2 separate regions of the Homo sapiens genome follow, and region 2 is linked to region 1. A link is an interaction called in ENCODE POLR2A ChIA-PET data of the cell type or tissue named here. Cell type or tissue: MCF 10A. All regions are shown on one strand. Each heading gives the region's core, and the rest is flanking DNA. Links, peaks and the distances in the headings are about the cores only. Region 1 overlaps SH3RF2 (SH3 domain containing ring finger 2). Region 2 has its middle 31 kb from the start of GRXCR2.

Region 1 (4,398 bases), core at 155-4,154:
CCCAAAGCTTGTGCATTGAGATACAATAAATGGTTTTTTTCTTTGATGAAAGAAAATGGTCAATTTTCTTGGAGTTTTCTCTTTATCTTTCTTTTGTTTTCTTTTCTTAACACACTGTCATTTATCAAAAATAAAGTTCCTGAGGCATTCACAGAGGGTTGTGATATAGGGGCCCATATCTTGTTTTTCTATGAAAACAATGGAAGAACATGCCCCTTTTGTGCCCTCTGTAGAAACTCTTCCTTAGGAAGAAGGCCTGATTTTCAGCTTATGTGCAGAGAAAGCAAATAGCACAGAAGCTTGTTTGCTGAACAAATCCAGATGTACCCCGAGCCCAGCATGGCCCCCAGGGAGTGCCCAATAGAATGATATGGAATCACCGAGTCTCAGATGATGGGCCTATGTGGGGATGGCAAACACACGGCACATGCACCCATTTCCTACTCCTGGGCCCGCAACAGACATGGATAATTGATCCCTTTATTCCTTCCCACTGAGTCTGGTTGCTGTCCCAGAATCTCTCCTCAATCATCTCTGGGGACAATTGAGTTAGCATGTGAGATGCCCCACTACTCCCACTGCTTGGGCAGGGAAAGAGCATGGGCCCGGAAGACAGCCAGACCTGGGTTCTGACAAAAACTCTGAAATGCACTTGCTAACTGAACTAGATACTTAGCCTCTCTGAGTCTCAGTTCCTCCATCTAAAATGGAAAGAAGTAACAACGATTAACAATACTCACAGAGGATGTAAGACTGTGGCACTGGGTCTGTCACAAAATGAGTTCCTTTTTTTCTTGGAGCTGAGTGGGAATGGAAAGTGGGCCTGAATTATGTATTTATTGTGCCTTTGTTTATTGTTGTGGGGGTATGTTTCTCTGCACAATTTGTTTTTCTTTTCACTACATATGTATGTTTCTCTGCACAATATGTTTTTCCAACAATCCACTCAACGCACAGGTCCTTTCAGCTTCTCCAGCTAGGAGCGCGTTCGTGTTTTGGCGCATTTCCAGGGACAGGGCACAGGCAAGTCTCCCCATCCTACCTGTGGGAAGTGTCAGGTTTCCCCAAAGCCCTTCTATTCTCCCATGTGTTTGAGAAGAGTGGTCTGCTGGGGCTATTCAGAAAGGGCATCTTTTTCACACAGCCCTTGACTTAACTGCCCTTTATTCTGCATTTACTACAAGCCAGACCCTGTGCTACATTCTGCACATCAGCTGTTCTCAGCGGGAGGCAACTTTGACCCTGCGGAACATTTGGTAATGTCTGTTGTTGCCACAGGTGGGTGGGTGGTGGTGGTGGGTGCTACAGGCATCAGTGGGTAGGGGCCGGGGATGCCGCTAAAAACCCCACAATGCCCAGGGCGGCCGCCGCAACAATGATCTTGCTCAAAATGCCAATAGTGCTGAGGCTGAGAAAGCCTTCTGTATGCGAGTATCTCATTCATCTCCTAACAGGTCTGTGTGGAAGACGCTATTAATTTTCCCATTTGAGATGGTGAAACTGAGGTCTTGCAAGGTTGAGCCACTTGGCTGAGGCCACTGCACCATCAAGGTCTGTCTGTGCCCACATGTCTATACTACCCTCTTTGTTCCCAGAATGCTACCCTGTTACATTGCTTTTCCCTTTCTTTTGCCCTTCTGTTTTATTTTGCTTCTCTTGTCTTCCTTTCTTGTTGAATTATCTCTGTGTGTGTGTGTGTGTGTGTGTGTGTGTGTGTGTGTGTGTGTGTGTTGCAGGCCTCATTGGCCTTGGATATCAATGTCCCCTGCTCCCAGCTCCCAGAGCTATAGTGTCTACATTAAAATGTCTGAGGTACAGGCTAGGCCGCTCCCTTTTCCACCCGGGCAGGGTTGGGTCGTCTCAGTGACTCACCTGCCAGGATTAATTGGGCAAAACGATGATGTAAAGTTTAACCTCTTGCTGGAGAAATGCTGAATCAAGGAAGTAAGCAATGTTAATTATCGAACCTGCTTTAGTCACCAGAAACCAGACCGAGGACCTCGGGGAGGTTGGGCAGGGCTGAGGATCTAAGTACTGCAGAAGTCACTGTGCCCCAGGAGTACTGGCGCTTTCTGGAGTGACCTCAGTAGAAAGGCAACTGGGCTGCAGCGCTAAGGAGAGGTGTGTGCAGAACCTCAGCTCGCTTCCTTTTTTCACCTGGCTGACTGCTATCAGCTTCCAGGTTTTCACCTGAAGATCACTTCTTCCAGGCAGGCTTCTCTGACTTTCTAGACTAGGTGGACCCTCCATTACATACTCCCTTCATCTCCCATAATTGAACCTCACTAGCACTTTGCACGCTTAATACCTTGTAATCAAGTATGTTAATAATTTGTTTAGTTTTTGTCTTCCCTGCTAGCTTGGAGGTTCCATGGCTGTAGCAACCATGTCTGTCTTGTTCACTGTATCACCTGTGCCCAGCTCAGTGCCTGGTGGGCATTCGACAACTCTGTTGACTGGTTCACTGACAGGCTGTGAGGGGCTTTGGCAACTAGGATTCACAATGGGCTTTGGACGCTTGCCAGGTGAGGACAGCATTCCCAGAAAAAACTGCGAGGTGTGTATAGGAAATGGTGGACAGATGACTGGCTCTGCCTCAGTCTCTATCTTTGACTTTTTTATCCAAAGTCTTTTTTTTCCTGCATTCATTTTTGGCTTCTCTCACATGGGTTCACACGGAATTACAGTATGAACTAAGCAAGTGCAATTGTCCCAAGAGTCACACTCCTTCCCTAATTCTGGAATTGTCACTGCTTATCAAGAAAGCAAAGGGGCTTTTGGAAGCCTTTGCACTTCAAAGCAGGCTCCAACAGATCATCTCTGAAGCATGTGGCTGATCAAGCTCATTCTCAGTAGGGCCTGTTTGTATAGGCTGGCCCTGGGGCAGTGGGGATGGGAGATGGTTTTAGCTTCCTGGCTTGACCCAATGATAATAATAACAACAGAGTGAACATTTATTGAGCCATTTACCACTCCTAAACCCTGGCCATTATCTCATGTATAAGCATTGCCTTGTTTTATCCTCGCAGCCATCTTATGAAAATTACCATCATTAGTCCCATTTTACAGATATAAAAACTGAGGCTCAGACGGAGTAAAGTATCTTGCCCAAGGTTATACTGTTTGGTAAGAAGCAGTGTGAGTTCCGTCCTAGATCTAGCTGACCCCAAAGCCCATATTTTTATTTCCTTACTATACTGCCTGTGCTGAGAAGCTCTTTGCCTCAGAGAATAGCTCTACCCAATACCTGCGGGGCCTGACAAAACTTTGCACCAGACAGAAAGAAAACAGGTCTGTTGTGTAAATGTGTGCTCCCGCAGAAGACAGGAAGAATCACAACAATAACCATGATTCATTAAATAATAGAAACAGCTCTTTCCCTGTGTTACCTATCTTCAGAGTGTGCTGTTAGCCAATTAACGCACATAATACTCTGCCAAGCCACTTTTGTCATTCCAATGAGAAAACTGGGACCCAGACAGGCAAAACCCTTTGTCCAGGGCTATACAGTTAACTGTGGGAGTGCTAGGATCACATTCTTTGAGGCCTCGCTCGTGATGTATCTATCACCTTTCTTGTGCAAATAAAGGTTACTGCCACCTGGGACTATGTGGCTCAAAGATGTTATATATTGTAGGGACTATTAGTTATATTTTAAATTATAATTCATGTGTTTATTTAATTTTTGGGGGAAGACCTTGAGTCTGTTAAGGAAGTACCTTTTCCTGCCAGTGTTTTACATATAAGAGGCAAGATCACCCCCTCCTCCATATCTGTTAGTAGTTGTGAAAAACTATACCTTAAAACATTCAGATTGGAATGATCATTTAGATTTTAAAACGTTTGGCCCATTCCCTGTGTTAATTCAGGGTTCTCCCCAGTCACACAAATGACAGATTCTAAAAGCTCCCCTTGGAGGAAAGAGGGGGAAGGTAATAGCAATGGCTGCAGCTTGAGTTATTGCTACCATTGCCAAGACCCTGCATGGAAGGAGTTATCCCAGTTTGCAGATGAGTACACTGAGGCTTATTGGGGTTAGATACTTAATTTCAATGTCATTTAGTTACCAGATGGCAAAGCCATGACAAGAAGCTTTGCCTGACTCAAAACCTTTTTGTTTGTACTAAGCTACCTTCCTCTGTAGAATAAATACAAACCAAACCAAACACAATAAAAACAACAACAGAATCCATAGATTCCACTTCAGCATTGGCAGTATTTAGTTTCCAGCAGTCTATGCGGTAGGAGAGATTTCTCATTGTACTTCCTTAAATCCTTCATGTTTTGATTTATGTTCCTTTTCTCTTCAGAACACAGGAAAATAAAACTGGTATAGAAATGCAAGTTTGGAAAAACAAAGTCATCATTCAACCCCACATCAATCTTTTCTTCTCCAAG
Region 2 (4,398 bases), core at 220-4,219, 120 kb after region 1:
GTTCATTCATTTATTTATTTATTCATACATCTATAACACTTATTAAGCACTTACTATATGCCTCCCAGCCTTTGTTCATTTAGTGACTGCTCTCCTGAATGCATTTTGCCTCCTCTATGCATATAAAAGCCAACACACTCTTTATGTCTCAGGTTAAGTGCCACATTCTTGAAGATGTCCTCATTCCTCTCCTACCCCGTCCATGCAACTCGGAATTATTTATTCCCTCCATCTCTCTCCATAATACTTTATTTCCTCTCTTGAAGCAGCATTTTTGAAGGTGCCTTGGTTTAATGTTATATATGTAAATACCAATTTCCTCTATTGGACTCTAAATTCTTTGAGGGCTTAGGCATCCCCTCTACACCATACAGGCAGTTAAAATATATTGTGTACATAGTACATCTCTAATAAAAATGAATGAATAACAAACCAAATTGCCTTAAACTTACAGTTTCTCTCTTCGTCACTGTGGTATGTTTATTTGTATAGCACACATTTGGATTTATAAAGTGTTTTCAGGCCTTACATGTTATTTACTTTTCAGAACAGTATTACTGGGTATTATCTCTATTTTAAGGATAAAGAAACAGAATCTCTGATAAGCTAGGCAACTTTTGGGCTGCATAGCTGATAAGTGGTAAGGATAAGAATTGAATTCAGATCCAATATTGACTCTATATCAGTCAAGGGTATTTTGGTGACTGTGTAAGTACAAAAAGTAATTTATTGGTTGATTGGTGGTAGTCAAAGAACCATGCTTTTTGGTAATCACTCTCTTGGGTCGTTCCCTCCCTCAGTGGCTCTGAGCATGGATGTGTGACTTGTTTTGACCAGTAGGACTTTAGCCAGCATGATGTAAGCAGAAGCTGGATAAGTCACGGTGCATGCGGACTTGCTTGTTTGGACTGCTTCCTTTTGGACCTAGCTGTTACACCCTAAAAAGCCCAAGCCACGGAGGGGAGAAGAACCATGCGCCCTTCAAGAGCCCCAGTTAAGTCCTCAGCTGCTACCAGCACCAACAGAGCATGTGAGGCTCATCCCATCTGGAGGCAACTGGTCCAGCCTCTAGATGGCTGAAACTCCAGCTGCAGAACCATGAGAGGGAATACAATGATTGTCATTTAAAGTCATTAGGTTTTAGAGCAGTGTGATACTCAAAAATAGGTAACAGAAACATCAGGCCAGCATCTGACTTACTCTGTCCAACCCCGAACCAATCACTGTGGCTGTGACTGTGGGGTCTTCTGGCTCCTGCCAGGACCACACGGAGCAGGGGAAGAGATTCTCAAGGAAGGGGTATGAGGATTTGTGTGTGACAAATAAAACTGGTGGCTCCAGAGCCAAGTCCAGGCTGCAGGAAGGCAACCTACCTCCTCAGTGGGTTAGGAAGGTGTTCATCTCATTAAGGAACCGTAGATTGTCAGAGGTTAAAAACTTCAAGTCCAAGTCTTTCATTTTACAGATAGTAAAATTAAGGCCTAGGGAAAACCATTTCCAGGGGCAAGATCCCATCAACCATCAGGCCAGATCCGGGTTACTGTGGGCCCTACTCTGGATCTACCATCCCATGTTTCCTCAGCGATGCTGGTTCTCAGGAGAGGGTGGAGGTGGGGTGTGAGGATGTACGTGTGTGAACATTTGTGTGTTTCCTAGTGTCTGCCCTGGGGTGGGATTGAGGATCCTTGGCGTGAGGGATGTCATCCTCCCAGAGCTCTGTTTTCACTCCCTTCTGGGCAGAGATCCACATTCACACACAAATCTGGGGTTAGTCAGACCCCACTCAGCTCCAGTTAGGAGTCCTCCTCAGCCTTTCCCGACACAACTGATTGTTAAACCACTTCAGGGCATGTCTCTAAAGTGTTGTGAAATTTTCATCAGAGAGGAGTATTTACAGTCAACATTTGGGACCTCAGGCTTCATGTAACACCCTGCTTGGTGTGAATTTGTGGCTCTTTAGATAATTCAAAAGCAATTTTTGTGAAATTTCCCAGAACATTTTGTTTCCTCAGGCAAAAAATGACTTTCACTGCATCAGCAACAGTTGTGTGCCTGCTCCAGAAAAAGACAATCAATTGTGGCCTCTGACACATCAATAAATATTGGTAGAGGCCAGATTCTTTGTCTTCACTGTATCCATCGTTCTCTTCCTTCCCATAACCTCCACAGTTAGAGTTGTAGGATGTTCATCCTGATACAGAATTCAGAGTTTATTTACTCAAACCCATGATTTTAGAGATGAAGAAACAGAGGCCCAGAGATGGCTAGAGGTTTGTTTTAGTCACACAGTAATTCTCATGAACTAAGTTGGGATCTGAGCTCTTTTTTTTTTTTTGACTCTGAATCAAATCTTCTTTCCACAGCGCTGCAATGTTTTGGTGACTTCAGTGGCAGCTCTGATGAAGGATAGGGAGTAAGTTTTGGGGAAGACAGATAGGGAAGCAACTGAGTTTCAGAGGAAACTGCCTCTTAGCAGGGTGGCCCCAGAGAGTGAAGAGAATGATCTAGATTTCTCCAATAGAGACTGGGGACTGCACTACCTGTCTTCAGCCACTAGCAGGACACTTGGATATGACATCTTGAAGAAGTTTTTAAACAAGTCTCCATAGGAAACTAGCCGTGCTATGTCTCATTTTCTCAGGGCCCTGATATGTGTCTCTGAGATTCAGAGAGGTTAAGCACGTTACCCAAGATCACACAGCTAAAAGTTGATTTCAAAGCCTGTGACCTTTGCATTACCCTGTACTGTCTTTTAGGGGGCTAGGCACAATCTTTGCTGTCAATGCAACTGAAAGTATTTAGTCAGTGCTTATTTGTTCTAAGGCAAAAAATCATAGGGATATGTAGGAGTTGATTTTTATTTAAAAGCTGCATAATGCATCTGGTTGAGGATGTGAGCTCTATAAGGTTAGACTGTCTAAGTGCAAATCCAAGTTCAGTCGCTTATGCCTTTGTGACCTTGGGGGCGCACTCAAACCCCTCCAAGGTCTCCTTTTACTTCTTATCTATACAATGGACATAATTTTAGCATATGCCTTATAGTGTGGTCATGAGGGTAAAAGGGAGATAATGCTTACAAATCACTGAACATCATGCCTGACACTTAAATGCTCAAAAATGTTTGCTGTTATTTGATTTTGTAATGCACAGTGTAATTGGTGAGCAGGATGAATCAGGAAGGGAAAATGTAAAAGAGAAAAGACAACCTCTTCTTCATGTTTAACTTGGCGTCACTCACTGATTCCTTTGCATGTCTTGAGCACACATCTACCCCCTCTGGTTGGTTTGATTAGATCAGCTCAGTTCATTCATTCCAGAGGAGAGAGACAGGTGAAATTGTTTAGTGGGAAACCCAATCAGATGTGCACAAAGATGCATATAAGAGTATAGTTTTTGCAGAATTAGTCATAGTAGAGAAAACCCAGAGGTCATCTATATGTTAGTTTATAAAGAACTAGTTTGGCCGGGCACATTGGATCACATTCTATAATCTCAGCACTTTGGGAAATCAAGGCAGGAGAATCACTTGAGGCCAGGAGTTTGAGACCAGCCTGGAAAACATAGTGAGACACTGTATCTACAAAAAATAATGAATAAATAAAAATTAGACAGGTATGGTGGCATGCGCCTGTAGTCCTAGCTACTTGGGAGGCTGAGGTGGGAGGATTGCTTGAGTCAGAGTTCAAGGCTGCAGAGAGCTATAATCACAGCACTGCACTCCAGCCTGAGTGACAGAGCAAGACCCCATCTCTCTAAAAAAAAAGAAGACTGGTTATATCAGCTATGGTGTATCTCAGTAATGCAGCACAGTGCTTTCCACTGTTAGGACAAAAACCTCCGAATCATCTTCAAGTCTTTTCTTTTCTCACTCCCTCCATGAATACCATGAGTAAATCTTGTTGACTACCTGCAAAATATGTTTGGAATCTGCCTACTTCTCATTACCTCCACAGCTCCCTTCCTGATCTTGAGACACTGTCGTTTCTGCAGCAGATGTTTGCAATCATCTTCCACCTGGTTCCCCTGTATCCACTCTTGCCCCTTCCAGCTACAGTGGCATCCTTGCTGTTCCATGAACCTATTAGTTACATTCCCGCTACAGGGCCTTTGTTCTTACTGTTCCTGCTGCCTGAAACATTCTTCCCTCCATGTTCTCCTAGATCCCTCCCTCATCTACTCAAGGGTGCTTCTCAGTGAGACCTGCTCTATCCACCTCATTTTTAGTTGCAATTTACCCCACTCTGAGTTTAGTACTCCCAATCCCCTTTACCCTGCTCTGTTTTTATGATTTATTTAACATATTGTGTTTCCCTCCACTAGAATATAAGCTCCACAAATTCAAGAATCTCTGCATTTTTACCTCTGCTTTTGTTGTTTAGTGCTGTATTCCTAACACCT

What was found. Peaks named below come from ENCODE experiments on the same cell type or tissue, not always from the same donor. Only the 100,000 strongest peaks of a DNase experiment are listed, where the experiment ranks them.
Region 2: POLR2A ChIA-PET joins it to region 1 with 5 read pairs; 1 of 35 experiments calls an interaction of 5 or more read pairs at or near these places.

What each region holds. Positions count from the first base shown.
Region 1 is chr5:146,025,497-146,029,894 of GRCh38, reverse strand. The region is part of intron 5 of SH3RF2 (SH3 domain containing ring finger 2); the gene reads right to left. All of the region lies in intron 1 of LOC107986458 (a long non-coding RNA gene), which reads left to right. Among named protein-coding and RNA genes, the nearest start is that of PLAC8L1, 78 kb to the left of the region's middle. RefSeq lists enhancers at 1,043-2,242, 2,264-3,057, 3,058-3,853. In MCF 10A, for the core only: no CTCF peak of the experiment used is centred there; a DNase peak (open chromatin) is centred at 1,884.
Region 2 is chr5:145,901,467-145,905,864 of GRCh38, reverse strand. It overlaps a transcript of GRXCR2 not described here. Among named protein-coding and RNA genes, the nearest start is that of GRXCR2, 31 kb to the right of the region's middle. In MCF 10A, for the core only: a CTCF peak has its summit at 2,537; a DNase peak (open chromatin) is centred at 1,814.